Regions from separate parts of the Homo sapiens genome. Here region 1 is linked to region 2. Evidence: read pairs that join two places in POLR2A ChIA-PET (ENCODE). Cell type or tissue: A673. All regions are shown on one strand. Each heading gives the region's core, and the rest is flanking DNA. Links, peaks and the distances in the headings are about the cores only. Region 1 holds the start of SMIM31 (small integral membrane protein 31). Region 2 holds the start of APELA (apelin receptor early endogenous ligand).

Evidence for each region. ChIA-PET counts read pairs that join two places held together with the same protein. Peaks named below come from ENCODE experiments on the same cell type or tissue, not always from the same donor. Only the 100,000 strongest peaks of a DNase experiment are listed, where the experiment ranks them.
Region 1: POLR2A ChIA-PET joins it to region 2 with 12 read pairs; 2 of 35 experiments call an interaction of 5 or more read pairs at or near these places.

What each region holds. Positions count from the first base shown.
Region 1 is chr4:164,748,284-164,764,978 of GRCh38, forward strand. SMIM31 (small integral membrane protein 31) reads left to right here and starts at 5,848. Exons shown (of 3, transcript NM_001352885.1): 1 at 5,848-6,128. In A673, for the core only: no CTCF peak of the experiment used is centred there; no DNase peak of the experiment used is centred there.
Region 2 is chr4:164,866,186-164,882,880 of GRCh38, forward strand. APELA (apelin receptor early endogenous ligand) reads left to right here and starts at 10,993. Exons shown (of 3, transcript NM_001297550.2): 1 at 10,993-11,222; 2 at 12,735-12,824. The coding sequence starts at 11,147. The coding sequence ends at 12,823. RefSeq lists an enhancer at 6,825-7,325. In A673, for the core only: no CTCF peak of the experiment used is centred there; DNase peaks (open chromatin) are centred at 6,216 and 10,846; H3K4me3 peaks cover 1,513 bases; H3K27ac peaks cover 2,572 bases.

The DNA of each region.
Region 1 (16,695 bases), core at 5,757-13,756, 120 kb before region 2:
ATCATATATTAGGTTTCTAGAAAAACAAGTTTCAAAATAGCAATGTACAGTATTAGATACATTTTATAAAAGAGCATAAACACACACACACACAAACAGTATAGATAAAATAAGTGGGAAGAGAAAAATCTCAATTATTAGTGACTATTTTTGGGACACAGAACTTAGAAACCCAGCTGTTACTTTTTGTTTTATACAATTCTATAGTAGTTGGATTTTTTTCCTTAGATGGCCAAATTGTTTTTAAAACAATGCACGTTTTATTTCTTTGTGATGACAGCACCATCTAGTGGTCTATGTTAACAACTTTTAGAATATTTTTGACTTTAATGTGATATTTAATAATATTTTCCTATTAAAATAAAAGCAAGCAACTACAGCACAGGGAAAAACATTTTACTATGGCATTTGAAAGAACAAGCACTCATAATTATTTATAGGCTTTATGTCTTAGAACGATCTCCAAGATGTATCAAACGCAAAAATCAAATACAAAAAAAATGTGATAATCTACTATTTGTGCTAAAAAATACTCGGCTAAAAAAAGCAGAATATTTTTACATATTAGATTATACATGCATAAAGGTAAACACTGGCCACTCTAAGTCTGATATAGATGGAAACCCCCTGCCACAGAACCAGGGAAACAGGAAGCAGGGCCAATCCCTGGCCCCAATATCAAACGGGACACCTCAGACTCAGACCAGTGTTGCGTTTCCGCTTCAAGGGGTCCCAACGCAGCCCCCAGCACAAACAAATTTACCTACAGCCAACCCAGATGGGTCCCAGCCTCTTCTTCTGTCTCAGTACAATGCTTGTCCACCTCCACAGTAGGGCGCGGGGCGGTCGACCTCTGTATACCATTCCTCTAAATTTACTACCTAATTCTTTGCCTTTAATTGTCCCCACGGGGGTCACTGGCCCTTTACCTCAAGGTTCGGTGGGCCTGATGTTAGGTAGGGCATCCACCTCCGCTAAAGGTATCATAGTTCATACTGGTCTCATTAATTCTGATTCCTCTGATGAGATTAAACTTACGGTGTCTGCCAAGATTCCTGTTTCCATTCTGGCCAGTAAGCTCAATTACTTTTACTACCTAATATTGTTTTAAACAAAGGAGATAAGACATGGGGCCCTGGGATGGGCTCCGGTGGCAAAAAAAAAAAAAAAAAAAAAAAAGCCACTTATTGGATTAATGTAATTTCTAAACAATGGCCCACCTGCATCATACACATTCAAGGAAAAAAGTATGAGAGTCTAGTAGATACTGGGGCTGATGTTTCTATTATTTCCTCTAATTTATGGCCTTCCTCCTGGCTTAAACATCCCACTAACATGGGACTAGCAGGGATTGGAAAAACTGATGAAGTTCACCGGAGCACATTTATCTTGCCTTGCACTGGCCCTGATGGTCAAAAGGGTACAATTCAGCCGTATATCACACCAATCCCCATTAATCTTTGGGTAGAGATTTGCTGGCACAATGGGGGGCTGAAATTAATATTTCACATAACTCTTAAAACTCCCAAACCAACACCTGGGAACCTGGAACAATTATAATGTGGGGAAGAGGGTATGCTTGTGTTTCACCAGGAGATCATCAATCCCCTGTCTGGGTGCCCACTAGAAGCCTGAAACTTCGTGTGAATGCTGACAATAAAAACCACAGAGAAAAGATGTCCACGTCAGAGACCACCCTCATACGTGGTGAGATCCTCAGAAACTGGCACGCCAAATCAAAATGGGTCTGGTTCAATCCTCCCTAATGGCAATGGAGACCCCTCTAACTAATCCCACTTCCCCTAATTACCTTTCTTTTTCTCCTTATGAACCTAAAAATCTCACCATTTCTATTAGCCTGAAAATAATATCCCCCTGTTCTTCTCTTCCTCCTTCAGCACTGGATCTCGCTCACAATAGGTTTTATTTAATAATTCTCCTCCTTATACTGTCTCACCAGTTTCCCCTCAAACTGATTTACCTGCTACACAAAATTATTCTTATTGGGCTTATGTGCCTTTCCTCCACTTATTCGACCTCTCACCTGGATGGATGCTCCTGCAGAAATCTACACTAATGATAGTGTGTGGATGCCTGGAGCTACAGATGACTGTTGCCCTCTCATCCAGGAGAAGAAGGCACTGCATTTGATGTTACTATAGGTTATAAATACCCTCCTCTGTGCCTCAGACATGCACCTGGTTGTATCCATCTAGTAACTCAAGTCTGGGCTGCTTATCTTCCAGAGAGATTAGCCACAGGAGAACAGGGACACTTGGTCTCCAGCCTCTCCCTTTCTCCCTTAAGACAAATGAAAAGGGGAGTAATAGGAGATAGCCCATACTTTCAATATAAACCTGTAGGAAAACCATGTCCTAAAAATTTTGAGAGCCCATCTAAAACTTTAATTTGGGAAGACTGTGTTAACTCACATGGAGCAGTATTAAAAAATGACTCATATGGTTTAGTAATAGACTGGGCACCAAAGGGCTATTTAAAAAACAATTGCTCCTCTGGCAGAAGGGAATGCCTGGAGGCTACTTATTTTATTTCTTATTGGGAGGACAAGGATCATCATCCTACTTTGCATAGAAGGTTCAGCTTGTTCTTTCACTTAAAATGGGAAGATAAGGGCATTACCCACCCAAGGCCTCGTATGATATTCCCCATTCTGAGCCCAGAACACCCAGAACTTCGGAAACTGGCTATTGCCATGTCTGGACTGCGAGTATGGGAAGGGGAAATTTTCTGTCTGTTGTCCCCACTACCGCCTCTCGCAATCGTGATTCTGAACGCTATGATAAATCCCCTTTGAACCCTTTTCCTCTTTTTGATGCAGATCCCCCTTTATGGGACTCCAATTGGCATAATGATAATTCTTCTCGACCCAGGTATGCCCCTCTACCTCTTCGGTGTTCCCGGGTACCTCGGATTGCTCCTTTACGGCGGAGAATATCGCGCATTGCCACTGCCGCTCCTCTCCCTCAGTATCAACGTAGATTCAAACATTCTGCTTTGTTAACCTCCAACCTGACTATTCCTATACAGAGTTGTGTTAAGCCTCCTTACATGCTGTTAGTGGGAAATATCAAAATTTAGACAAACAACCAAACTGTCCTATGCATTAATTATCATTTATACACTTGTGTTAACTCCCATTTTGACTTCAGGAAAAGTGTAATGTTGGTTCGAGCTCGAGAAGGAATCTGGATACTGGTAACTTTACCCAGACCTTGGGAATCTTCCCCCTCAGTACATTTAATTAATGAAGTGTTACAATGAATTCTCAGAAGATCTAAGAGATTTGTTTTCACTTTAATCACTGTGATCATGGGCCTAATTACAGTCACTGCACTGGCCACCACTGCCGGAATGGCATTACACCAATCTATTCAAATGGCTCATTTTGTTAATGATTGGCAAGCCAATTCCACCCAAATGTGGAATTCTCAACAGGGCATTGATCAAAAATTAGCTAATCAAATTAATGATTTAAGACAGTCTGTTCTTTGGCTTGGAGATCAACAAATGAGTCTCAAACATTGCATGCAAATGCAGTGCAATTGGAATACTTCTGATTTCTGTTTCACACCATATTCCTACAACAACACTGATCATTCATGGGCAATGGTCAAAGGACACCTGCTGGGTAGGGAAGATAATTTATCCTTGGACATAACTAAATTAAAGAAACAAATTTTTGAAGCCTCTCAAGCTCATTTATCCATTGTGCCTGGAGCTGAGGCATTAGATCAGGTGGCAGAAAGTCTTTCTGGACTAAACTCCATGACTTGGATTAAGTCTACTGGGGGCTCCACTGTAGCAAATTTTGGAATCATGCTTCTCTGTTTAATCGGCTTATTTTTAGTGTGCGGACCAGTCAAAGAATCCTGTGTCAAAACCGAGAGAACAAACAAGACTTCATCGCCATGGCACATTTATATAAAAAGAAAGGGAGAGATGTGTGAAGTCAGGGACCCCAAATGGAGGGACTGGCTGGACCCGCGGCAGAGGAACATAAATTGTGAAGATTTCATGGACATTTATCAGTTCCCAAATAATACTTTTATAATTTCTTATGCCTGTCTTTAGTTTCTTAATCCTGTTATCTTCATAAGCTGAGGCTGTACATCACCTCAGGACCACTGTGATAATTATGTTAACTGTACAAATTGATTGTAAAACATCTATGTTTGAACAATATTAAATCAGTGCACCTTGAAAAAGAACAGAATAACAGCGATTTTTAGGGAACAAGGGAAGACAACCATAAGGTCTGACTGCCTGCGGGGTCGGGCAAAAAGAGCCATATTTTTCTTCTTGCAGAGAGCCTATAAATGGATGTGCAAGTAGGAGAGATATCACTAAATTCTTTTCCTAGCAAGAAATATTAATATCAATACCCTGGGAAAGGAATGCATTCCTTGGGGGAGGTCTATAAACGGCTGCTTTGGGAATGTCTGTCTTACGCGGTTGAGATAAGGAACACGCCCTGGTCTCCTGCAGTACCCTCAGGCTTATTAAGGTGGGGAAAAACTCTGCCCTGGTAAATTTATGGTCAGACCAGTTCTCTGCTCTCGAACCCTGTTTTCTGTTGTTTAAGATGTTTATCAAGACAATAGTGTATCACTGAACATAGACCCTTATCAGTAGTTCTGTTTTTGCCTTTTGTCCTGTTCCCTCATAAGCATGTGATCTTTGTTCTGCTTTTTGCCCTTTGAAGCATGTGATCTTTTCACCTACTCTCTGTTCTCACACCCCCTCCCCTTTTGAAACCCTTGATAAAAACTAGCTGGTTTGAGGCTCAGGTGGGCATCATGGTCCTACCGATATGTGATGTCACCCCCAGTGGCCCAGCTGTAAAATTCCACTCTTTGTACTCTTTCTCTTTATTTCTTAGCTGGCCAACACTTATGGAAAATAGAAAGAACCTACGTTGAAATGTTGGGGGTGGGTTCCCCTGATACCACTACACTCCAGCCTGGGCAACAGAGTGAGAGTCTGTCTCAAAAAAAAAAAAAAAAAAAAATGACAAAAGTTGGACATCAGTGCTGCAACAAGTGGTCAAGTGATCCAAGTGGAATTTATCCTCAGCCTTCATCTTTACCATTACTGATAGTTCACTTCTTCCCTTTTTATTTTTCCCAGCTGAACTAAAAGTAGAAACTAAAAATAAAAATAATGAGTAAAAATAAGCAAAGAAATAAGATCTCCTTATTGTAAACAGCAAAAGGGCCACTTAATAGGCAACAATAAAAACCAAGACAAGGCCAGGCACAGTGGCTCACACCTGTAATCCCAGCACTTTGGGAGGCTGAGGTGGGTGGATCATGAGGTCAGGAGGTTGAGACTGTCCTGGCTATCATGGTGAAACCCTGTCTCTACTGAAAATACAAAAAATTAGCCAGGCATGGTGGCAGGCCCCTGTAGTCCCAGCTACTCAGGAGGCTGAGGCAGGAGAATGGCGTGAACCTGGGAGGCAGAGGTTGCAGTGAGCTGAGATCACACCACTGCACTCCATCCTGGGTGACAGAGCGAGGGTCCGTCTCAAAAAAAAAAACCGAAGACAAAAGCTGACAAGTAGCTGTGAAGTCCCAAGATAAACTATGGTTGAAAATTGTTTATCAAACTCTCGTGTTCGGCTTGCCTGTTATCACTAAAGACATTAAAGAATACTATAGAAATTGACCTATGTTCAGACACGTCACTCCTATAAACCACCTGTTGAATTTCTTGACTGTCAGCCAAAGCACAATCTTTGTTTGCTCAGAACTGTGTATAGTAGTGGTATTTACAGATGGTTGGGTGACAGAAAAAGTAAATAACTACGTTTCATTACAGTTTCCTGTTTCCTTCTTGATCCTTCACAAGGGAAGATTTTCTTTTTTAGAGGTACAGATTCCTCTTAGTCAAGTCCTGATTAAAACTCCAGCTAAGACATTAGTAAGCCTTGGTTAGTGAAGTGGCATCAGGAAGTGCCTACATTTTCATGGCCTGGTAGCGTTCAGTGAAAATGTTCATTAACAGACACAGGCCATTCAGTCCCGAATCCCAAGACACTGAAGACTCTGTTTGAATCAGACTCACGGGTTCCTTCCTAGCCACTCTCAGGGACAGGAATGCTTCTGGTAAGTTTTTATAAATCCCCTATTTTATTTACCTCAAAACTCTCTCTCTTTTTTTTTTTTAACTAATTCATATGGACTAGAAATGTAATATTTAACTGCCACAGCTAAGAAATTTTACTTATTGTTCTTTCCTGGAGGTATTTTTTTTTTTTTTTTTTTTTTTTTGCTGTTAAAAAAAATGGCTAAAGAGGGAAGGAAAATTTTCTGTTTTGTAGAACAACTCCCCCTCAGAATATTTTTCTTCTCTTTTGCTATGTTTGGTTTATTTGTCCTAGTTTTGTTTTTTTCCAAAGCCAGAAGATATGTATTTGTATTTAATTCCAAGGTAGAATTAACCAAATTAAATTAAATCATACGATTTCACTCAGTTCTTATACTTTTCTATGCTGAAAGTATGGTACCATATTTTGGTGAAAGCAAGAAATAATTTCAAAGGAAATATTTTTAAGGGATGTAGTTAAATAATTATTTAAGTTTAAGGTTAAAAGCAGATAAATGACGGTATTTCCTCCTGAGTATGATAGAAATATTTTTCTATCATCAGATTTATGTTATTAAAAGCCTTTAGAAATACTCAGGAGGAAATACTGTCATTTATCTGCTTTTAGCCTTAAACTTAAAATAAATAATTATTTAACTACATCCCTTAAAAATATTTCCTTTGAAATTATTTCTTGCTTTCACCAAAATATGGTATCATATTTTCAGCAGTAGAAAAGTATAAGAACTGAGTGAAGTCGTATGATTTAATTTAATTAGAAATATTTTTCTATCATCCACAGCCACAGCCAGGCACGGTGGCTCATGCCTGTAATCCCAGTACTTTGGGAGGCCAAGGCAGGAAGATCACTTGAGGTCAGGAGTTTAAGACCAGCCTGGCCAAAACGGTGAAACCCTGTCTCTACTAAAAATGCAAAAATTAGCTGGACACGGTGGTGTGTGCCTGTAATCCCAGCTACTCGGGAGGCTGAGGCAGGAGAATCACTTGAGCCCAGGAGGCGGAGGTTACCATGAACTGAGACCACGCCACTGCACTCCAGCCTGGGCTACAGAGGGAGACTCTGTCTCAAACAGAAAGGAAAGGAGAGGAAAGGAGGGGGGAGGAGAGGGGAAGGGAGGGAGAGGAGAGGAGGGGAGGGGAGGGGAGGGGAGGGGAGGGGAGGGGAGGGGAGGGAAATCTGTGGCCAGCATTGTGTTGTTCTAGATATTCAACCTGCAAATCTGAGCTGAAGTATTATGGGATATGCCTTGAAAATTGAAATTGAATGAAACTGATGTTATTGATTTGCCTTTTGTCCCATGTGATAAAATATAAAAAACACACCCAGTTTCACACCAGTCTCTGGTGGGACAGAGACTAGCAATTACATCATCAACAATTTAAAAAATTCTTTGGAATGCAGTAGTAGCAAAGCCTTTTAGTTCCCAACACGTTGTTATGAAAATTGTTCAAACATAGAGAAAAATTGAAATAATTGTATCATGAACATCCAAATGCCTTCCATGTAGATTGTACAATTAGCATTTTGCTATATTGGCTTCTTTACATATTATCATCTCTCTGTACGTCCACTGATTCACCTTCTTTATTTTTATGATACCTTTTAAAGTTGAAGACCTCAGTAAACTTTACCCCTAAACATTTAGGAAAGTATATCACTAACTAGAAGTCAATATTTGTTTAACTATTTTCTTGAGATAAAATTCAATTAGAGTGAAATGCACAAATCATTAGTGTTATGATTCAATGAATTTTAATGGATATGTACATCTATGTAATCCAAACCCCCGTCAAGATATAGAGAACATCTCTGCACATGTATCCCAGAACTTAAAGTAAAATTTCTTTAAAAAGGAAACTTTAAAAAGTAATAATAGGCCGGGTGCGGTGGCTCACGCCTGTAATCCCAGCACTTTGGGAGGCTGGGGCAGGCGGATCACAAGGTCAGGAGATCAAGACCATCCTGGCTAACATGGTGAAACACTGTCTCTACTAAAAATACAAAAAAAATTAGCCAGGTGTGGTGGTGGGCGCCTGTAGTTCCAGCTACTCAGGAGGCTGAGGTAGGAGAATGGCATGAACCTGGGAGGCGGAGCTTGCAGTGAGGCGAGATCACGTCACTGCACTCGAGACTGGGGGACAGAGCGAGACTCTGTCTCAAAAAAAAAATAATAATAATATAAACAAATAAAAAGATATAGAGAACATCAATATGGCTCCAGATCTAGAATGCTCTTTCCTTTTACCTAATCAAGTTCTACCCCTGCCTCCAGATGTAAACAATCTTCCTCTCTACATAGTATGTATGTTCAATGTTTTCTTCAGATTCATTTGTCTTGTATGTATCACAAAATCGTTCTTTTTAATGTTGAGTAGGATTCCATTATGTAAATATGTAATTTGTGTATCCATTCTCTTGTCAATGGACGCCTGAGTTTTGTCCAATTCTTGGCTAGTATGAATAAGCCTGCTATGGGAGATAAGTGTTTCTCTGAACATATGTTTTCAGTCTGTTGTGTAAATACCCAGAAGTGGAACTTCTAGGTCATACTGTAGTTATAGTTTATTTTATAAAAGACTTCCAGAGATTTTTTTCAAAGGAATTGTATCATTTTAACACCCTAACATTGTATGAGCATTTCAGTTACTACACATCTTTGCCACTCTTAGGGTTTTGGCTTTGATTTTAGCTATGTTAGTGGTTAGGCAATGCTATCTTATTGTGATTTTATTTGCGTGTATCTGATGATGAATGTCGTTAAGCATTTTCTCTTAGGTTTATTGGTCATTTGCATATGTTCCTTTGTGAAATGTCCATTCAAATATTTGGGCCATTTTTTTAAAACTTGGATTGTCTTTTTGTTATTGAGTTGGAGTTTTCATAAGTATGTATTGCTGATACAAGTTCTTCGTCAAATATGCATTTTGTTAATATTCTCCCCAATCTGAGCCTTGCCTACTCATTTTGTTAATGATGCATTTTGATGAGCACTACCTTTAAATTATGATGAAAAGTCTAATTACAAATTTTTGTTTGGCTATTAATTTCCATGTCCTATCTTAAAAAGTCTTTTTTTTACCATTAAGTTGTAAAGACACTCCACTATGCTTTTTTTTTTAGAAGTCTTACTGTTTTAGCTTTTACATTCAGTTCTAAGACTATGTTGAATTTATTTTTCATATGTTGCTGAAGCAGAAATAGAAGTTCCTTTTTTTTTTCCTATAAATGTCTCATCGTTCCACCACTGTTTTCAAAAAAACATTTTCTTTTCATTACTGAATTGCTTTGGAGCTTTGTAGGAAATCAAATGTCATAAAGGGTCGATCTTAATTTTGAACCCTTTATTTAGTGCTACTAATCTATTTGTCACCACTTACACAAATACTACACTCTTTTGATTACTAAAGTTTATAGTAAGTCTTGAAGTCAGGTAGTATGAGTCCTCCTACTTTGTTCTTTCTCAAAAGTTTAGGTGCAGCCTTTGCATTTCCTTAGAAAGTTTAGGATCAGCTTATCAATTTCTACAAAAAAGCATGATAAGATTATGACTATAATTGCCTTGGATTTATAGGTTAATCTGGGAAGCTTAACAATATTGAGTCTTCCAATCCATAAAATATCGTATATCTCTCAATTTATTTAGATATTTTATTTCTCTCAGAAGTGTTTTGTAGTTTTAAGTGTATATATCTTCTCTATTTTTGTTAATTTATTTTTAAATTGTTGAATTCTATTTAAAATATAATTATTATGTTTTATTTTACAATTATTGAGGCCAATATATAGAAACGCAATTGGTTTTTCAATATTGACTTTGTATCCTAAGATGTTACTAAATTCTAGTAGTTACCTTGTAAAATTCTTAGGATTTTTTACATAAACAATCATATCATCTAAAAATAGAGTTTGTTTTACTTATTAAGTTGTGCTCTTTAGGCTTTTAAATTTTTATTTCTAACTTTATTGCATTGGCTAAAGCCTTCAGTGTAAGTTGGATAGAAATGACTGAAGTAAATATTGTTGCTTCGGGGCAAAGGATTCAATAGTCCACCTTTAAGTATGGTGTTAGCTCTAAGTTTTTCATACATGTCCTTTATTAAATTGAGGAAGATCATTCCCACCTTTCTGGGCATTTTTATCATGAAGAGTGTTAATTTTTTTCAAATGCCTTGTCAGTATTTATGGAAATGACCATATATGTAGTTTTCCTTTTTTTGTTTTTTTTTTTTTTTTTTTTTGAGACGGAGTCTCGCTCTGTCCCCCAGGCTAGACTGCAGTGACGTGATCTCGGCTGACTGCAAGCTCCGCCTCCCGGGTTCACGCCATTCTCCTGCCTCAGCCTCCAGCATAGCTGGGACTACAGGCGCCCGCCACCACGCCCGGCCAAATTTTTTTTTTTTTTTTTTTTTTTTTTTTTTTTTTTTTTTTGTATTTTTAGTAGAGACTGGGTTTCACCGTGTTAGCCAGGATGGTCTCGATCTCCTGACCTCGTGATCTGCCCGCCTCAGCCTCCCAAAGTGCTAGGATTACAGGCATGAGCCACCGCGCCCTGCCTCATATATGTAGTTTTTCTGCTTTATTCTGTTAATAGAGAACATTACAGTGATTGAATTCCAAATGTTAAGCCGACCCTGGGATAAACCCTGCTTACTCATTATAGTATCCTTTTATGTACATTGCTGGATTTCATTTGCTATCATCTTATTAGGATTTTTGTGTTTATGTACATTAAGAATATTAGTCCGCAATTTACTTTTGTTATTGTTTTTGTAATGTCTGCCAGTTTTGGATATCAGAACTAATCCAGGCCTCATAAAATGATTAGGAATTATTTCCTCTGCCTCTATTTTCTGATTTTATGTAAACTTTTTTTTCCTTAAGTGTTTGATAGAATGCACTCATCTTGTGAGAGCTCCTCACAATCTTTCCATGGAAAAGGAGACTGCTAATAATAATAGCTATCATTTTGTGAGGTCCTACAATGTATCAGTTACTTTATTTGGTATGTTACATATGTTAATTTAATCCTCACAACAACCCTGAGAATAGATATTATTCTTATGTCAAAAATACAAAAACTATATCTGTAAGTGCCAGGGGCTAGAATCAGGTATGACTCGAATGGGTAAGCTTTTTCCATTTAACTAAACTCCCTATCAAATTTATTTTTATAGTGACCTAAAGATATCCCTATCAATGAGGTATCATTCCACCAGGCAAATCTGTATCCACTTCATTAGATCTTCATTCATTCATTCATTCATTCACTGAATCATATTGGTAAATACTAATTGAGCTCCTCCTGGCTAAATATCTAGCCAGGTACTATTCCAAGCACTGTTCTAGGCTCAGCAAACAAAACACACAAAAATCCTCGCCCTCATGAAGCTTAAATTCTATTATACTAAACAATAAATACAATAAATAAGTAAAGATTAGAAGGTAATAATTGCTTTGCAAAAATATAACAAAGCAGGCTAAGGAGACTGCGGGGAGTTCCAACTTTTAATATGAGGGTGAGAGTAGACCACACTGAGAAAGTAACACCTCTGAGCAAAGGCTTGAAGGAGGTAAGAGGGTAAGCCATTCAGGTCTCCAGAGAAGCGCATTCCAGGTAAAGAGAATAGCCAGTACAAAGGCCCTCTGGTGGAAATATGCCTGGAGTGAAGGAGCAAAAGCCAGGAGGATAGTGCACCTAGAATGGAGGAAATGACGGGGAGGAAAGTAGGAGAGAAAGTCAGAGACAAAGCAGGACCAGATAATTTAGGGTCTTCCAACAGGACATTTGCAAGGATACTGGCTTTTAATCTGAGTGAAATAGGAGCCATAATAGAGTGTTGACTAGATAGGCAATGTAGTATGCCTTACAATCTTAAAATGCTGTCTTAAGGGTAGAAAGAAAAGCAAAGGGAGACATTGAGAGATCAGTTAAGACCCTATTTCATTAAACCTTGTGAGTAGTAGTGCTTCAAATCAGGGTGGTTGCAATGGAAGTGGTGGGATTCTGAATGTATGTTGAAGATAAAGCCAATAGGGGCCAGGCCTGGTGGCTCATGCTTGTAATCCCAGCACTTTGGGAGGCCAAGGCGGGTGGATCACTTGAGGTCAGGAGTTCAAGACCAGCCTGGCCAACATGGTGAAACCCCAACTCTACTAAAAAAAAAAAAAATACAAACATGAGCCAGGTGTGGTGGTGGGCGCCTGTAATCCTAGCTATTCAGGAGGCTGAGGTGGGAGGATCACTGGAACCTGGAAAGTGGAGGTTGCAGTGAGCTGAGATAACGCCACTATGCTCCAGCCTGGACAGAAGAGTGAGACTCCACCTAAAAAAAAAAAAAAAAAAAAAAAGATAAAGCCAATAGGATTTCTTGAAAGAAGAGGATATGAACTGTGAAAGAAAGATAGGAGTCAAGGATGACTTTGAGGATTTTATCCTGAACAACTAGAAACATGGAGCTACTGTCAATGAAAAGGGAAATAAAGGGGGTGAGACAAAGAAGGAATTCTGTTTTAAACACATTAAGTTTGAGAAATAGTATGTACAAGTCCAAGGATGCATGAGATCTTTGTCCAGTGAAATCTCTTAAGTTTCTTGAAGTTTAGAAATATTACATATTTTCTCAAAGCCAATTGCCCATCTATGATAAATATTTTATTGCCATTCTAAGCCAAAGAATTAAATGCTTTGGTTATTCTTCCCATTTTGAAACCAACCATATTTTCAAATATAGTAGTATTTGAGTGTGAATTTTTCATTTAAAAGAAAATCACAGGATTTACTAATAATTTATCTTTATGCCATAGCATAACTTTATCAGGGAAATAGTCTTTCTACTATGAAGAAGTAAATCAACAATTTAAGAATTCTAGGAAACAAATAGAACAATTTTCTTGAATTGATTTTTATTCTTTACATAATCATCTTAATTCTATTACTGAGTCATTCATCCTTATCTTAAAAAAATTCATAAATCACCTTTGAACCTTGGCGAGGTAGTTACAGTTTCTGCCCTTTGAAACCTAGCAAAATAGAAATTACAACACTGTTTCACATTATAAAAGAAGCCATAGTCAATTCCTCATGCCTACAGTAGAGTCTGTAGTTGCAAAGAGTTGGGTCAATTCTACTGTCCAGCAGCCCAGTGGCCCACCATCATAGTTATACCTGGATTGCAACAGGTAATCTCCACCCTGTTCATAAGACTCAGTTTAATAAGGTCTCTGGCTGGGCACTGTGGCTCACGCCTGCAATCCCAGCACTTTGGGAGGCCAAAGAGGGTGTCTCACGAGGTCAGGAGTTCAAGACCAGCCTGGCCAAGATGGTGAAACCCCATCTCTACTAAAAATACAAAAAAAAAAAATTAGCCAGGTGTGGTGGCTAGTGCCTGTAATCCCATCTACTCAGGAGGCTGAGACAGAGAAGTGCTTGAACCCGGGAAGGGGAGGTTGAAGTGAGCCGAGATCCTGCCACTGCACTCTAGCCTGGGCGACAGAGCAAGACTCCACCTCAAATAAATAAATAAATAAATAAATAAATAAATAAATAAATAATCAGGTCTCTGATGCTTTGCGTTGCCTCCCACTTCCAGAGCTCCTGCTAGCTCAGCCAATGTCGGCAGGAGGGAGGAGAAACGTGAAAGAGTCACCTCACCTCTCCACATGCCACCACCCCCAAAGCTCACACAGAGCTCACTCTACAGGGTCTAGTGGTTGTGAAATGGGAAACTGCTTGCAACTTTAAATAGGAACTTTGGGGTGTGAAGCTTATGACTGAAAGGGGACTATAAATATATCTTCCTTTAAATGGATAACAAGCATGGGCAAAAACAGAATAATCTCTGCAAAATTTTAGGGATTCTAAAGACTGGAGATATACCTAACATCAACAGAAAGTCAAGGAATTGGGAATAAGGTATAATGTTCTAAGTAAAGCCTTCTTCTATTTTAACAAATACCTAATTCAACCAAGATGACTGAATAAATGTTTAATTCAATCAAATGATTGAAAGTATTCAATATCTGGCCAGGCGTGGTGGCTCACACCTATAATCCCAGCACTTCGGGAAGCCGAGGCAGGCAGATTACTTGAGGTCAAGAGTTTAAGACCAGCCTGGGCAACAGGGTGAAACCCCATCTCTACTAAAAATACTAAAATATATATATATTTTGAACCCAGGAAGCAGAGGTTGCGGTGAACCAAGATCGCACCACTGCACTCCAGTCTGGGCAACAGAGTAAGACTCTGTCTCAAAAAAAAAAAAAAAAAAAAAGAAAAAGAAAAAGAAAAAGAAAGAAAGTGTTCAGTATCTAATCAGAGCGCACAATGCTGCTATAAAACAATGTACAGAACACTTGCTTATATTCAGTGCACACTTCATCTATCATATTGAAAGCATCGGAGCTACACAGTTGTGGGTGAGTTTATGTGATTCCACTCTGCCTAGAAGAATGAAACGCTTTGAAGAACATGCAAAGGGGAAAACCTAAAGATACCTGAATTCATGCTCTCCTTGGGCAAAAATAAAGCTCTAATGACTCCAAGTTAAAGTGACTTTGGAGATCTAATATTTTTCAAGCACAAAAGAATTCTGATTGTTTTGCTTAGGGGATGAATATCTAGTTAAAGACAAAAGACATAAAGAAAAAAATGAAAGTTATTCACAACATTATATACAGTGTATATACCCTTATGAAGGGGAAAAGAACTTTAGTAAACCTATACTTTAGAGACTTGTAAATTTGGCAATGCTTCTTTCAACCTTATAAATGCCCATTGCCTCAATAATTCAATTCATTAAATGAGAATATCAAAATAAAAACACAAACCCTTCCCTGATTTTATTTCCTATTTCCTATTCTCTTTAGTTTCCAAAATTCTTCAACATGTTATATTATCTATAATCACAAAAATAACTGGAATTTTTAAATCATCCTTTAGAAACTCAGAAATTGTTATTAAATAAATTGAAAACTAAAGTGTACATCAGGAAGGATGAGAATGTCTTTTAAAAGACATTTTACATCTCGGAATTTTTAAAAATGAACCAAATAGAAATTCAGGCTAAAATTAAAGAAAAAAACTTTTTAAAGAATAAATCTGCAATAGTGAATTAAACTTCAGAATTTCTAGTGACACAGAAAAGGGGATGAATCTCAATGACTGTATGATTGAGCATTCACCAAATGCCAGACACTGTTCAAAGTTCTTTATTTCACATGTGATCCTCCCTAAAACTCTGAAAATCAGTCTCCTAAGCTTACAGATTAAGCAAATTCAACAATCACAGTACATTTAGCTTGTTCTTATGGAAAAGATAACCTTGTTTCAGGCAATGTTTTTGCCAAAGATTTAAAAGAAGGCATAGAATACCTGCTTATTAACCTAGTGGGTGTGTGTATATATGAAAAAATCAAGTTGTACACCCTAACTGTATACAATTTTTATTTGCCAATTATACCTCAATAAAATTGGGAGGAAAAAACCTTGTGGTTGACATAAAGCCAAAGGAATCTTCAAACATTCTGTGAGATAAGAAAAATAACGGTAGATAGGAAGTGCTATATCTATCTTTAGTTTCCAAAATTCTTCAACATATTATTTATAATAGTATATTTATAATCACAAAAATTAATAACTGTAATTTTTAAATCATCCTTTAGAAACTCAGAAAGTGATATTAAATAAATTGAAAACTAACAATTGTTGAATTTTCCCTAAGCTGTTTTGGTCAAATAGCTGTCCAGCCTGAATTCCTCTAGTGATGAGGAACTCACTATCATTGGAGGCATGGATTGCCCTATATGTTTTTTTAAATGAGGCCTGACCGGCAACCAGACCATTGGCAGACCATTGAGTTAAAATGTGGTGGGTGTGGCAGGGCACAGTAGCTCACACCTGTAACCTCAGCACTTTGGGAGGCCGAGGCGGGCAGATCATGAGGTCAAGAGATCAAGACCATCCTGGCCAACATGGTGAAATCCTGTCTCTACTAAAAATACAAAAATTAGCTGAGCGTGGTGGCGTGTGCCTGTAGTCCCAGCTACTCGGGAGGCTGAGGCAGGAGAATTGCTCGAACCTGGGAGGCGGAGGTTGCAGTGAGCCAAGATCGCGCCACTGCACTACAGCCTGGCGACAGAGCGAGACTCCATCTCAAAAAAAAAAAAAGAAAAAAATAGAAAAAAATGTGGTGGGTGCTGTTGTTGCCTTACTGGAATCCAGTCAACCTAATTCAAAATATTGCCTTCAGCTTGGTTACTCCACTTTAGAGGGATTTGGAAGTAAAGGAGAGAAATCAAAAGGGACAAAGGACACAGAATTATGTCATAAGAAGAATATTTGTCTAGACAAAGGAAAGAAAGCCCAGGCAACATGACAAATTCCTGGTCTTCAAATATTTGAGGATCCCTCTCATAAAAGGAGAACTTTTTAGTTCTGTATTTAGGAATCACATGGTAATAGTTAAAAAGAACAGAATTTTAGCTGATATAGAGTTTTCTAAAGAGCAGGGTTATCCAGAGATTAAACAGATTGCCTCCAATGACAGTGAGTTCCTCATCACTAGAGG
Region 2 (16,695 bases), core at 3,996-11,995:
GATTTTATGCTTGAATTTTAAATATGTGTAATAAAACTACTTCTGTTAAATGCGGACTCTACTTACTAGACTTGCCTCTATAAAAATAGTTTGTCCTATTCCTATAATCAAATGCACCCATTATGTCATATAACTTCCTGTAAGAATATATACAAACTAAACACTTCGAGGTTATAGACAATCTGTTGGGATAATGTTACGATGTTGCAGGTTTCAACTATAAAATTCTAGTGCTTGTTTAACTCATAAAAATGCTCCTCAGAGAATATAAGTATGTGGTTCCCTCTGATCTTATTCTTAAGGTAGAGTACACATTATTTTTCTTTGGGCACCTCCTCTCTGATTACAATTATGTTGTTATAGAGCTTCATTGCTAATTTAGGAAAAGTTTCTTCAACCTGTACGTAGCATTGAAAAATTATCAAAAGTAAAAGAATATCGTCTCCAAAGGGGTAGAGGATACAGCCATCTCCTTAGTAGCTTTGTGTTGAAGTTTTCCTTCCATTCTCTTTTCTAATATAAATTATGCTGCATCAGATGAAAAAAATAAATGAGACTAAAAAAGAATCCGAAAGAGAGCAGAGATTCAATAGAAAACATCAAGGGAAGAGGTTGATCTCCTTTGTCAACTTTAAGGTGAGATTTAAAGAAAAATAACATTCCGTTGTCCTTTGCTATAATCATGAAGAAACATTGATATGTTAACTATCTTCTTTGCCTCTCATGCTGAGGTGTGATGAAATGACTAGCAAAGTATTTTCAAAATTTCAATTATTCCCATGAGATTGTCATTCTAGCATTACAACTTCCTTAAATGCATTTAAATTGGTATTACTTTAGTGTTACATTTTACCAGGAGCAATTTTGTTGTGTGGGAATTAAATTTGCAAAACAGATCTTCCCAAAAGTAAACAAATAAAAGAAGTCATTGAAATTCCTTCACACCCAAGCTCCCTCTTTATAGCTTTCCCTTTGTCTTGCTCCCTCTAGTTCTCATTCTCTTTCTACATCTTCCCATTTTTCCTTTTTTTACTTCCCACTCTATTCTTTTACTTTTCAAATGAGTTGATTACCATAGACATTTTTCTTCACACGCACACACAAGACACACACACACACATCATGCACCACTCACCCCACTGCATCTGCTACTGATTGGCTGCTTCTGAAAGGACAAAGGGTCAGTTAGAGAAGCCATCCTTCAGTTTGCATACAAAGATCTGGCAGACTGGCTGAAATTGGTAGAAGTAACTGTCATTAGAACGCTACAGAAAATGAAGTAATTGGATCCATATGTGCTGGTTTACACGCTTTTAAAAAGGAAGTAACTTCAACGCGTAGCTCTGATTTTAGTAAGAAAGGGTGCAGATGTAAAAGCACACACCTACAATTATTTATCTAATTTACTTCTTGGCAAGTTAGTATACCACTTTTTTTTTTCAGTTTTTTCCTAGTAACTCACAGAACAAGTACTCCAATCTTTAATGGAGATTTTGTATCCATAGATGTTTGTACTTGTGTTATAGAGTAATTGCATGTTTTAAAGCTATTTACAAGAAAGTAGTATTCTAACCTAGATAATTTTCATTTAGTACATACATATTTTATAACTCTATAACTACTATATTCTGCAAAATAGGATTTGACTAGGAGTTCAGCCGAGTCAGAAATCCAATGTGATATGTATATTTGAAGACAAAACTACGAACACAATTTAAAATTTAAATAAAGCTTCAATAAAAATATAAAATAATTTTCACTATAAATATTAAAGGAAACGACACAAGGCTTAAAGTATAATAAGGATTGTTTTATATCTGCAGCAGCGAAGAGGTAGCAAGCAACTAACAACAAGAACTCTAGGGTCTCACTGGTTTCAAATCCTAGCTCTGTTGTTTCCTAGATATGTAACCTTGGATAAATCTCTCTTCTCTATACTCCAGTTTCCTAATTTGTAAAATACGCACAAGAGGATATTATGAGGATTAAATGAGATAATTCAAATAAAGTTCCTACAACAATTCCTGGTACATAACAGGTGATATAGAGATGATCTTTCATATTAAGGTTGCTTTTAACAAAACCTATTACTGGGGCACATTTTGTTCTATCACTAACTTGCTTTGGACTTCAATAAGTCACTTAATGCCAGTTTTCTCATTTGTAAAATGGATGCGGATTGGACTTCATTTTTTTTTTTTTTTTTTTTTTTTTGAGATGAAGTCTCCCTCTGTAACCCAGGCTGGAGTGCAGTGGCGTGATCTCTGCTCACTTGACCTCCACCTCCTGGGGTCAAGCTATTCTCCTGCCTCAGCCTCCCAAGTACCTGGGATTACAGGTGCCCACCACCACACCCAGCTAACTTTTTTGTATTTTTAGTAGAGACAGGGTTTCACCATGTTGGCCAGGCTGGTTTCAAACTCCTGACCTCAAGTGATCCATCTGCCTTGTCCTCCCAAAGTGCTAGGATTACAGGCTTGAGCCACCATGCCTGGCCTGGACTTCATTTTTAACATTCTTCCTAGAGATAGATAGATAGATAGATAGATAGATAGATAGATAGATAGATAGATAGAATACATGTATAATATACACACATATATAATATATACATATATATAATATATATTTTCTATGACCTTACTGGACTTCAAAAGTACACAAGATAGTTTAAATATTGTTGTGTGTGATATGGGCTTAACAAATCTAAAATCCTCATAGTCATTGAGTAACTAATCACAAACATTTCTTGTTTAGGTACCAAGTTTGGGGAATGCAGAGGTAATAGGATAATGAATAATAATAAAATACACCTTCTAGCCAGGTCAGGAGGCACAACAGAGAACTGTATCCAACATTCTTATAAAATAGCCTGTGTGGGTACTCACTGTAAAAAAGGAGAGAGTTGGCAATCGTTCTTGACTAGTTATCGGGATGAAAGTCAGGCAAAGCATGGCAGTGCTAGACAACCAGGCTGAGTATCCCAGGATAACATTAATTGGACTAGATTCTCTGGAAAAGAGAAATGATATTTTTGCAGCATCTCACTAGAGAGTGAAATCAAGGTCCAAAAAGAAAGAATGAAAGTCTCGAATACTGATCAACAAGGTTTTCTGTACTTTGTTAATCACACATTAATTGGCATGCTATTACCCTCATGTGTTTGGGACATAATGTTTTGGTATTATATTTTTCTTTTTCATAAAGTGCAACAAAATCCCTGCATATACTAAGTATTCATTTCATTTTGATTAAATAAATTTATGAGCCCTCTTAAATAGTCAGCCAAGGCCAGGCACAGTGGCTCACGCCTGTAATCCCAGCACTTTGGGAGGCCAAGGCAGGCAGATCACCTGAGGTCAGGAGTTCGAGACCAGCCTGGCCAAGATGGAGAAACCCCATCTCTACTAAAAACATACAAAAAATTAGCTGGGTGTGGTGGTGGACGCCTGTAATCCCAGCTATGTAGGAGGCTGAGGCAAGAGAATTGCTTGAACCTGGGAGTTGGAGGTTGCAGTGAGCAGAGATCACACCACTGCACTTTAGTATGGATGACAGAGTGGGACTCCGTCTCAAAAAAAAAAAAAAAAAAAGCCTGTTGCAGTGGCTCATGCCTGTAATTCCAGCACTTTCGGAGGCTGAGGTAGGTGGATCACCTGAGGTCAGGAGTTTGAGACCAGCCTGGCCAACATGGAGAAACCCCATCTCTACAAAAAATATACAAAAATTAGCCAGGTGTGGTGGCAAGTGCCTGTAATCCCAGCTACTTGGGAGGCTGAGGAAGGAGAATCGCTTGAACCTGGGAGGCAGAGGTTGCATTGAACCAAGACCATACCACTGCACTCCAGCCTGGGCAACAGAGTAACAGTCTGTCTCAAAAAAAAAAAAAAATCTGTAAAGTTAAAGTCTAAATGCCTCACTTTTTAAATAAAGAATCTGATAAAATAATTTGACCAAAGCCAAATGATTTAGTGACAGAAGCCAGGACTAAACACTCAAGTTGTGTTACCTGTAAAGTCAAGTCATCCTATTTCCATTATACTAAACTACCTTCACTTTTGTTCATGAACAAAATCACCAAGCCTAATTTCAAATACAAAATTTCTGATTTATTTGTTTAATGCTAAACACTAGGCCATTCAAGCAGTGTAGTTCAAAAAAGATTCAAAATTTCATGTATTTCAAAGTCTTAAATATGCACTTAAAGAATTCCAGCCCAGAGTTTACTAGCAGTTTTATATTTTATATAATTTATCCAGTAAACAATAATTGTTGCTTAGGAATCACTTGGGTTTATTATGAAAATTCCTGAGACTGTTTTTGACTAAATAAGCACCTAAACAATGTTGAAAGTGGGGATGGAGAGGATGAACCCAAATGTGTCTCACATTTTTTATTTAAAGAGAAGTATTACTAGATAGGATCTCTTTTATTCACTTGAATTATTTATATATAATTTGTTCTTCATTAGAAAACCATCTAAAGATCACCATTATCTCTTTTAATTTCTCACAATACCAGAAGGTCTTCTTCATGCCATTTGGCCAATCACTTCAGTCAAGTAGCCTGGGTAAGAATCACCACAATATAGGGATGTCTGAATATTCCGCATATGTTGCTACCTCTGTTATTTTTGTACACAATATAAAGAATCTATTACTCGTACTCCTATGTTATTTTTCTCAGGTTTGCCAGACATATGAGGGTTAGGAAGGTATTCATACTCTCAAAAGTGTATGCCTTTTTTGGACTTATGGGTTCTTGCAAAAATATATGTTTTGGCTCAGATATTAGGCTGATGCAGCATTTATGATCAGTAATGTTTTTTCAACCAGCACATGTGCCCAAGGAGATCCTGGGAAAATTTTTGAATGAGCATTGTACTGAATAAATGTTTTACCACACTCAATATTTGAATTTTATACATTTGATATGTCCGACACATCTAATCCATCATTTCCTCTAAGCAAGGAGAATGCCAATTTTGCTCACACAAGTTTTCAAAACTAACAATTTTTTGATTTACTATGATGCTATTTTCTATAACTTTGGCTGTTAGCTTTCCACTTGGTGCTATTTCACTTCCAAGAATGGCAGTAGATTAGGTAGGCCTAGGAGAACTAATTAAGAATTAATTAAATAATAAAATTAAGTAAATGCTTAGTTAATTAATTGGAGAATTAAGGAAGGCCTAAAAGAACTAATGTAGAGAATGAAAACTAAAAAGCATTACATTGGTCTATACCAAGAAGTGGTCAAAATGGAACAAAGGATCAAAAGAAAAATACATACCAAAACCAGGTCAGTCCAGCAAGAGTCAGAAAGCAGAAAAACATAGTGGTCTGAAATCCAGCGAGGGTCAGAAAGCAGAGAAATGGAAGAAATAGGAAGCCAGAAAGAAAGAAGGCCACAGGCAGATACCTGAGGTTAAAACAAAGTATTGGCAAGGGGTAGTGAACACCATCCAAACAATCAGTAATCAAATAGGAAACACACTTGAGAAGATACACTCTAAATTGAGCCACATTCTGTCTCCACCAGGATTAGCTTTAAATGCTTCCATCTGAGGGCAGGAGCTAATCCCACCACAAATAGAGACAGGTGTGCTAACCAGGAATCATGAGCTGATCCTCATAAGATTAAGATCTTCTTTACTACACTAGCGTGGTTAGCGTGGAATTTTGCTGATTCATCAAGTACGACATTGAAAATATAGCAGTGAAGAAAGCAGTTAAAACTTCCTACCCTCATGAAGTTTACATTCTATAGAGTTAGACAAATCCCAGGTTAGAGAGTGTAGTTACAAGACACAGATTTTCAGACTTGAAAGGTAACCTAGTTTCTACCCTTAACTTAGGTCAAGTTCCATAAATTCCATAAACGGCCATCTTAGTACTTGCTGTAATTAATTCCTGAATTCACCTCATTTTTTATCTTTTTCACTTTTCCAGGTAAATATTTTTCACATATTCTTTTTCTTCATTACAACTTTCGTTTCTGGAGCCATACTGGTTTTAAGTTCTCACCCATGCATTCTTTTTAATATCTCATGATTTTCATACTCGATTGAATATGATTCAATATTTCTAGACTCTGGAGAAGACACCAAAATGGGAAAGAACAAGTTTGTTCATTCAAGGAGTTTTTATTTCTGCAGGATTCCATACGTGCTCAAGAAACTGTCAGACCAGGATGAATGTATTATGGCCCACGAGGGACGCATTAAATGCTATGGTGATGAAAAGGCTATGATAACAGGAAAATTTCCAGATCCCTGAAACATGACTAAAATCACTTCAGTTGGTAGGAATCAGGAAATGCTTATAGAGAAAATTCAATTAATTTATAAGAAAATTTAATTAATTAAATTTAATGAATGAGCATTATATTCATCATATAGTGACATGTCTGGTTCCTGATTTTATCCCTAGTATGCACAACAAAGCCTGGGACACAAAAGTAGTTTAAGTACTCTACAAATATTTGTTGAACTGATCTGGAATGATTGATTAAACCCTGAAGAACTTGTAGGACTTCAATTAAGGAAAATTGGAACAAACCCAGCAGATTTTTTTTCTAAAGAAAAGAAACACAAGGCCAGGCACCGTCGCTCCCATTTGTAATCCCAGCACTTTGGGAGGCTGAGACGGGTGGATCACCTGAGGTCAGGAGTTCAAGACCAGCCTGGCCAACATGGTGAAACCCCCATCTCTACTAAAAACAGAAAAATTAGCTGGGCATGACGGCACATGCCTGTAATCCCAGCTACTCGGGAGGCTGAGGCAGGAGAATTGCTTGAACCCAGGAGACGGAGGTTACAGTGAGCCAAGATTGTGCCCCTGCACTCCAGCCTGGGTGACAGAACCAGACTCCGTCTCAAAAAAAAAAAGAAAAAGAGAAAAGAAACACAAAGCATGACAAAAACAAGAAAAGCGAAAAAGGTGAGCGGAGTGTAGCCTAATTTGGATGCAGTGCAGTGTCCACAGAAAAAGTCACATTTGAAAGTTTAGGCCAGGCATGGTGGCTCATGCCTGTAATCCTAGCACTTTGGGGGGCCAAGGCGGGTAGATCACCTGAGGTCAAGGGTTCGAGACCAGCCTGGCTAGGAAGGAAGGAAGGGAGGGAGAGAGGGAGGGAGGGAGGGAGAAAGGAAGGAAGAAGGAAGGAAGGAAGGAAGGAAGGAAGGAAGGAAGGAAGGAAGGAAGGAAGGAAGGAAGGGAGGTTAGTTTAATGCTTGGACTCTATTTCAGACATCTAGCTGAATGATAATGGGCAAAGGGAGAGAAATTTTAGGTTGGAAAGAGTACTTTTATAGGGAGAGAGGGATGCAGTAAAGAAGGAAAGACTGAAGCCAGGTGCGGTGGCTCACGCCTATAATCCCAGCACTTTGGGAGGCCAAGGCGAGTGGATCACGAGGTCAGGAGATCGAGACCATCCTGGTTAACATGGTGAAACCCCGTTTCTACAAAAATACAAAAAATTAGCCTGGCGCGGTGGCGAGTAGTCCCAGCTACTCAGGAGGCTGAGGCAGGAGAATGGCGTGAACCCGGGAGGCGGAGCTTGCAGTGAGCCGAGATTGCGCCACTGCACTCCAGCCTGGGCGACAGGGTGAGACTCTGTCTCAAAAAAATAAAAAATAAAAAAGAAGGAAAGACTGAAGATGCAAGTGGCAACGATGAAATCAATTGGGAAGGATATCCTAGGAAAAGTTAGGGCACAAGATCCAAATCAAAGAGATAAGAGGCCCAGGACTGAGAGACACAGGCCTCATATTAACTTTGCTATGAGCTATTTTATCTGGGGCAAATCACTTAATCCTCTGAGTTTGTTGCCTTTTCTGTAAAATGAAGATAGAGCTTACATCATAAGATTATGATGTGTAAACAAAATAACATTTGTTAAATACCTGGCATATATAGTATACTACTATAAAATAAGTATATATTTATTGGATTATACAGAGAATATTTATATCCTTATAGAATATATGTAGGTACAGAAATGTATTGATTTCCTAGGGCTGTTATAACAAAGTGCCACAGACTGGGTGGCTTAAAATAACATAAATTTGTTCTTTCAAATTCAGGAGGCTAGAAGTCCAAAATCAAAGTGTCAGTAGTGTTGATTTTTGGAAACTCAGAGAATGATTTTGTTCCATGTCTCTCCCCTAACTTCTGGTGGTTGCTGGCTATCTTTGGCATTGGTTCCTTGGTTCACGGTAGCATAACTCTCATCTTTGCCTCTATCATCACAGAGCTCCTCCCCACCTGTCCCTGTGTGTCTCTGTCTCTTCTTTTTGCTATAAGGACAGCCGCCATATTGGATTTAGGACCCACCCTACTCCAGTATGACCTCAATCTTAACTGATTACATTTGCAATGACCCTATTTCAAAATAAGGCCACATTCTGGGTTCCAGATGGACATAAATTTTATGGGGCACAATATTCAACCTCGTACAAGAAATATATTGCTAACTTATCTTTTGTTTTATAATAGCTTCAATAGGCTTTTTTTTTTTTTTTTTTTTTCTTTTTTAAGAACTGGGATTGGGGCCTTAAAAGGGAGGATAGCGAAATGTTTGAGGGCTGAGATTATGGAATTTGGATCCCATCTATTCCTCTTCCGGTCATCTAGCCCTTGGAGGCTACACCTCTTTAGCTGTCAGTTTTCTCATCTGGTAAACAGGGAGTCATGATACTTCAGAGTGTTTTGGGGAGGATTATGCGAAGTAACATATGCAACACACTTAACATAGGATTTGGCCCGGGGCACAGCCCTTGCCTCCCTCACAAAGGCTGTCTGTAGGATAGAAGTCTAGGTTTGTGTTCCTGTAAACAAAGAAGATGCCTTGTTCTCTTATACTTGCAGGCTGAAAGTGCTGTTTGCAGAGCCAGTTGCATTGTTCTGACACTTTCCTACCAATATTTCTCCATACCTAGTTATTCAGTACTAAGATGAATGATTTATTGCTATTGTTGACTCACATTCCACAGAAATGCTGGATCACTTTTCATTGTACCTCCATGTCTAACATTTCAGTTGCTCATTGACTGTATAATCACTTTATTACTATACTCCAAAAGTCAACTATTTAAACAACATCTTTTTGTTTGTCTTTTTGAAAGACTAATTTTAAAACATGTAAATAAATCATGTGTAAATTTTCATGAGTTTAATACATAATCACTCTTTCAGGTAGAAAACCAGGTATTTTATCACATCTTTTTTCTTTTAATGAGAAAAATAATGTTCTATGTGGTTAGATGACTTAAATATAACAGTTTGCTCTGTCCTGATCAGTGGAGATATGTATCTTCCACAGCACTGGTGCATATTAGTGATATTCTAGGAATTCATTGTTGATCACCTGGTAATGAAATATAAAAATTTTAGTCAATATTTGCTCTCTGTGGTAGGTCTCTATCTTATCTATAAAGACTCACTACTAAACCTTTGAATAGACTTAAAACTTGGCCTGAAAATATAGTGCCAAAATCTATATTGATCTCTTATTGATTTAACATTCAACTTTGTTAGCATGCTGTTTTCCTGAATGCTGTACTAAGAAGACTGGGGCGGGAAATGGGGAGGGATTTAAAAATCTGAATAAACTCTTTGCCATTCTTAAGTCACTTGTATATCATGAGTTCAAACTCTATTGTATTCCATTGATTTTATGAAGCAATGGACAGCATGGTAAAGTAGGACCCTTTAACACTATGCTTGCAGTCCCCAAACAGGTCAATATATTCTCAAGACTTCAATAAAGTGAATTTAAGAATTTTTGTATGCCATCGCCTATTATAAACTTCATGCCTAACTAGACAGGCAGGGAAATTTACAGATTGACTTATAAAATCAAGACAAATTGTGCATTAAATTCAAACCTCAGGAAGCCCCAAGGTTATGTACCAACTACCTGAGTCTAAAGAAGCCAAATACAACAAAATTCCTAATGGTTCAAAACAAATTACACATGCTTTAGAGCTAGTACTTTGGCTGTACTTGTGTTTCAAGGCATACCTATACTATTCTTTTGGCATTTTGCATTTTACCTAAAATATGTTCGATATGGATGTTATAAATGGAATTTATTATACTTACATAATAAGTATAGTCATTTCCATTTATAACAGCTGTATCTGATATATAAGGGAGCACTTGAAACAAAAAGAGATCTTGGTGCATGTGTGTAAAAGACAAGGCTAGACTGTTTTTGTGTTTTCTGAATTCACTGGGAGATGAACTAAGACTTGTTTTCTCCATCTCCAATTTCTGTGACTGTGGTATGTTAGCCTGGTATTCCACCACATATAAATTTTTAACCGAACACAGATTTCATGAGTTTGTGGCTTGCCTGAACTTCCTTTTTTAAAATCCTGGACATTTGCAGATGAAAATAATCTGTTACTTTTAAAACTGCACTTTACAAAATATTAATATAAATGTATATGTTTTGCAGATTTATTTCAAAACATTCTAAATTCCAAAAATCTTTACTGTTACAAACCCAGTGAATTAGGCAATTTGGAGAGTTCGTGTAAACAGGCACTACTTTGCAGTAAGTTTGGTAAAGATAAAGCATTTCAGCACATGTTCTGCCACAAAGCATTTGGGACTCTTATGTTAGAGCTTCAGAATTCCTTCTGAAAAAGACAAAAGAGAGACTTCCTGTCATTTCCACTGGTTTCTGCATGTGGGACCAATATGGGCAAAGTTTAAACAGATGCAAATGGTAAGGGGAGGAGGCAGTGTCACGTCTTGTTTTACGTATTTCTTCATATCCAGATTGAATTTAAGTCATTCTCTTCTTGGAGCTTTTGGAGTACACTTCCACTAAAGTTATAGCATGCTTGAATGGTTTATTTCACCAATATTTGCTTATGGAAATAAAGGGGAGTGGCCGAGGAGAAAGGAGAAGAGGAGTGGAGGAGGGGTTTGAGGCTGAGGGAGGCTCTGACCACAGCACAGAGCACCGGCAACTTTGTCTAATGTGATCATTAACCTTCCTGCAAAACACAGCTGGCAGTTCTCTGAGGTTTGTCACTAGAATGTGAAGACAGCCACACAGATATTGCACAGACTATTTACAGATCGTTTGGTTTACATTGAGAGTCATTGCTCTACTTTTGTGCGGTAGGAAAATGAGATTTCAGCAATTCCTTTTTGCATTTTTTATTTTTATTATGAGTCTTCTCCTTATCAGCGGACAGAGACCAGGTAGGCCTTTGATACATTTGTACAAGTAACTTGTTTTGCCTGTTTGCATCCCTGGGTCTCTGAGCATGATTGTGTTTATCTGAAAACCACTTAGGTGTGCTTGCAGTTAGTAGTATTGGGGATAAATGTGTAGGATTTTGAAAGTATGCTATCTATCCTGTTGGGTCTATTATTTCAATATTTTAAAAACATCTGGACTTTGAAATGATAAGTATTTTACCACTATTTTTCCTAAATGCCAAGAAAATAGATCTCTAAGCTATTGCAGATTATGTTGTCTTTACAAGTAAAATGAAACAGAAGTGTTCGTCTATTCATTATAAAGGTAAATAAATGTATAGATTTTTAGGTAAAATGCAAACTCCAAAGCAGTTTATTTAAAAAGTATGTTGCTGCCCAGAGTAGGGGCTGAATTAACATACAAAAAGCATAATGCAACAAAATGCAGATTAAATCTTAAAACAGGTCAATAGCTGTCATTTCTAATTATGTAACTAGGCATGTCACTTAAAACAAATAAGTGCAGTTTTTATTATTATGCTTATACAGCTAAAAAGCATCAAAAATATGTATGATAAAGATACATAATATTAATTTACTTGACATGTTTTCAAAGATGATATCAAGTATATTGTACTTAACCAACAGAAATTTAGTACACAAAAGTATTCTAATGTACTTTTACTTCAAAACCAAACAGCTAAGATTTCAAAGAACCAGTAAGTTTGAAAAAAAAAAGAAAGAAAAGAGAGAAAAGAAGAGAGAAAGAAAGAAAGAAAGAAACAGAAAAAAGAAAGAAAGAAAGAAAGAAAGAAATTAGAAAGTTAAAGTTTTCTGAACCACAAACCCAACTTTAAATAAAAAGGTGGTAATATTTACATCCAAATATGTTAAATTATTCACTTGATAATATACTTCTTCAGTTAGAACAGAAAACGATGCATCACTTGTTAAAAATTCAGACTTTGCTTTTTAGTGAATTAGAAGTTTGATCACTGTGAGTTTATTTCGAATGATGTCCCCTGGTCTGTGCTTTTACATAAGTAAGAAAAAAGTTCCAATTCAGCAACTCTGAGAAAGCAGCTTGATCCCTTCTCATTGTTTACAGCAGTCACTATTCAAACCATTTATACTTTTCAGAAATACACAGTAGCTTTGACAATGTTCTTACAAAATATTTGTGATTAATTTACTACATAAAATAAAAGGTCTAGGAGCATTTAGGAAAAAATCATTCAAAAGGAGGAGGATATTACTATTAAGATGTTGCTATGTTGCTCAACGATGGAGTTAAAAAAATAGGAGTAAAAGAAGATCTTGCTATTAACATTAACTGTTAGGAACACCCCTTGTGTATATGCATCACATTGGTTTTTAATTTTATAATCACATTTGAACAAATGGCAAATAACCACAATCTAGTTTGGCTCCAAAATATGTTTGCATTGTCTAGATTAAACAACAATTAAGCCTCTGAAAAATGCTCCTAATACTTCTCTCTTTTTCCTTCAGTTAATTTGACCATGAGAAGAAAACTGCGCAAACACAATTGCCTTCAGAGGAGATGTATGCCTCTCCATTCACGAGTACCCTTTCCCTGAGGTATTTCTGACAGAAAATAGATTCGCTACATTTAGGCAGTGTTCCAAATTAGATATACCAGGAAATGTTTCTTCACAGTTTGTAATATGTGATAATGGCTTATGGCAATGTCAAGACTTAAGAGATGCATACCAATAAATGAAAGAGTTAAATGAATGACATGACTTTTGAGAATTGCTTTAATAGTTAAGGAAGAAAATTAGACAGATGAGGACAATGTAGGAAAATCTTGATAACTGTTGAATCTGAGTAACAGCTATTTGGGGGCTAATATTATTGCGGATGTTATGCAGAACGAGCCGATTCCCCTATTAAGACCAGTGTGTATGAAAGCATTTGGATGTATTCACCCAACAGCCCCATACCAGCAATGAACTACCATCAATACTTCGGGGTTTCTTTTCTTCTCCTCCTCTCCTCCTCTCCTCCTCTCTCCTCTTACCTCTCCCCTCTCCCCCAGGGTCTTGCTCTGTCACCCAGGCTGGAGTGTAATGATGTGATCCCAGCTCATTGCAGCCTCAACCTCCCGGGCTCAAGTGATCCTCCCACCTCAGCCCCCCAAGTAGCTGGGACTACAGGCATGCGCCACCACTCCTGGGTAATTTTTGTATTTTTTGTAGAGATGAGGGTTCCCCATTTTGCGCAGGCTGGTCTCGAACTCCTAGCCTCAAGTGATCCACCCGCCTTGGCCTTCCAAAGTGCTGGAATTTCAGATGTAAGCCACCACACTTCATATTCCTATTCAACTATTATTTGCCCTCAGGGTTTATTTATTTTTTCTGAAAATATTTCTTTTAATAGATAAAGTAAAGTTAACACTAATAAAATGGCAGCTTTCCAGCCTCACCAATAGTAGTGATCTTGATAGTCACATCTTAAGGATAAATTCTGGTAGAGTTTTGCTCCTCCCTTTTCTTGTTTTTACACTTGTTAAATAATGTTAGACCACCACAATTACTGGTAATACTGCTTGAATCAGTTAACTTCAAACACTGTCCAAGTTTAAGTCACTTCATACTAAAAAATACACAGTTTGGCATTCCATTGTAAGTATTTCAAGCTCATTAATTCATTTAAGATATAGCTTCCTTAAAAAATGCCACAGAAATATCCCTCATCTGGTTAACATACACAGGCAATGGCAAAATTAGCTTATTCAGTTGGCCTGTAGAGTAGCTTTTACGGTTCCATTCATTCAGTGGAAAGAACAGTTGCTGTATCTATTGTTTAATGCATGCTTTCCAAACCCGGGGAAAGCCCTGTAGTAGAAAATTAAATGAAGGAGGAGCAATTTCATAATAAACATTTATCAAAAGGATTGAGACAAAAATGTCAAGTTCTCTATGTCTATATCTGTAACAAATTAATCTTTGTTATCAAAATATGAAAAATAGCTTTGGTGGAGGAATCCAGAAAGATACAGTAGGAGGTTTCTGAGAAGCCAATTAATGGTGATTGAAACATGCTTTAAAAAGATTTTCTGTGTTAAAATATCCTTTGGTGTGTGTTGATAATGCTTCCAGCAGAGCATTTCAGTGTCATGTATGAAATAATGGTAAAAATCTGTGCTTAAGAGGAATAGAGACACCCCAGATTTTTCCAGCACTCCTTCATAAATAACAAAGAGGAGAGGACACATTTCACAATAGCAAGAGAATTCCTGCATATACAAAGAAAGATACCTTGCAAAATATAAACACAAGTCTTTAGATAGCCACATATTATCCTCAAATCACATACCATAAAAACCAGTGTTACAAGTAAGCATGAATAGTGAAATTTGAATTTTTAAAGTTGAGGGGAATTTTGACTTACAAATCAAGTTTGTAAACCAAAGGGAAATTTAATTAAAGCTATGCAAACTACTTAATAATAGCAACTCTTTACAAAAGTTGGCTGAGAGCTTATAAAACTGCTTGGGTGACAGCATCCATTTTCTCAGTTTTAGACTCGTTCTACATTTCAGCTACTGTTCTTTGAAGAATGTTTAAAAGTCACCTGTTGGAATCTACTGTAAGAGTTAATGTAAGATAAACATTAGAAAATTTTTCAAGACCTTGCTCAACCAGCACTATAATAACAAGTGCTACCTTCAGATCTGATAACATAATTCTCACTGTCCTAAATACTTTCCCATTTTTTATATGTTTTGCAACAAAGGCACTTTGATAACTGGGTAAATGTACTGTAAACCTAGGTAGTGGACTCTAAGGCAAAACACCCCTTTCACTTCTTCCCCTCTAATTTTTTGGATGCTTTAGATAAAATCACATGTGGTTATTTGATCAGTTAGGATCAAGTAAGACTTTGTAAAAGGATAGGTAAGGTAAACAATTGACTTTGAAAGTTTTCCAGATTAACCCTTTATTAGAGTGTTCAGACCTTTAGCTCTTTTAATAGAAATGTCATATTATCTTTACTCTGTCAATTTTTCCAGCTCCTAGGGTCATCCTCAATGATCCCAGCCTATGCAACTGAATTAATTACACAGAAAATTACATGCTGTATGCCGTTCATTTCCTTGATTTTTTTTTCTCAGAAATATTTTGGCACCACCTTCAGTCCTAAGTGATTTAGAGTGAAGGAGAGCAAGGGAAGGGGTGTCAGGAAATGCAAGTCTACAGGTTAATGTGAGGGCCCTAGAGTGGAAAATGAGGTCGCGACTTAAGGCTGGAATGACTTCTCCCTTCCAACAGTAAAATCTCAGCACATCAATGCTTTTATTTATAAGTATGTACTCTAAGGCCAGGTCCAGTGGCTCATGCCTATAATCCCAGCACTTTGGGAGGCAGAGGTAGGTGGATTGCTTGAGTGCAGGAGTTCAAGACCAGCCTGGACAACATGATTTAACCTTGTCTCTACCAAAAAAAAAAAAAAAAGTTAGCCAGGCATGGTGGCGTGTGCCTCTAGTCCTAGCTATTTGGGGGGCTGAGGCCTCCAGGGAGGATCATTTGAGCCCAGGAGTTTGAGGCTGCAGTGAGCTATGATTATGCACTCCAGCCTAGACTCTGTCTCTAAAACATTACTTACTTAATATGTACTCTAGATAACTACATACTCCGTCAATACATACTCTACTAGCTTTTTTTTTTAATTTATTTTTATTTTTTGAGACAGAGTTTTCACTCATGTTGCCCAGGCTGGAGTGCAATGGTGCCATCTCGGCTCACCGGAGCCTCCACCTTCCAGGTTCTAGCGATTCTCCTGCCTCAGCCTCCCGAGTAGCTGGGATTACAGGCATGCACCACCATACTCGGCTAATTTTGTATTTTTAGTAGAGACAGGGTTTCTCCATGTTGGTCAGGTTGGTCTCGAACTCCCGACCTCAGGTGATCTGCCCCCCCTCAGACTCCCAAAGTGCTGGGATTACAGGCATGAGCCACTGCGCCTGGTCTAGCTAGCTTTTTAATAACAATTGTAATACATCTTCATGGTGTAGAATATATTTCTAACAGTATGGAAGAATGTAAAGTCAAAAGTACAAGTTCCCCATCCTACCCTATTGCCCATATTCATGTTCCAGAGGTAATGACTATGAATATATTTTTGGAAAAAGTGTCTTTTAATACATTATTATTATTATTATTAATTTCATTATTATTATACTTAAAGTTTTAGGGTACATGTGCACAACGTGCAGGTTTGTTACATATGTATACATGTGCTATGTTAGTGTGCTGCACCCATTAACTCATCATTTAGCATTAGGTATATCTCCTAACGCTATCCCTCCCCACTCCCCCCACCCCACAACAGTCCCTGGTGTGTGATGTTCCCCTTCCTGTGTCCATGGGTTCTCATTGTTCAATTCCCACCTGTGAGAACATGCGGTGTTTGGTTTTTTGCCCTTGCGATAGTTTGCTGAGAATGA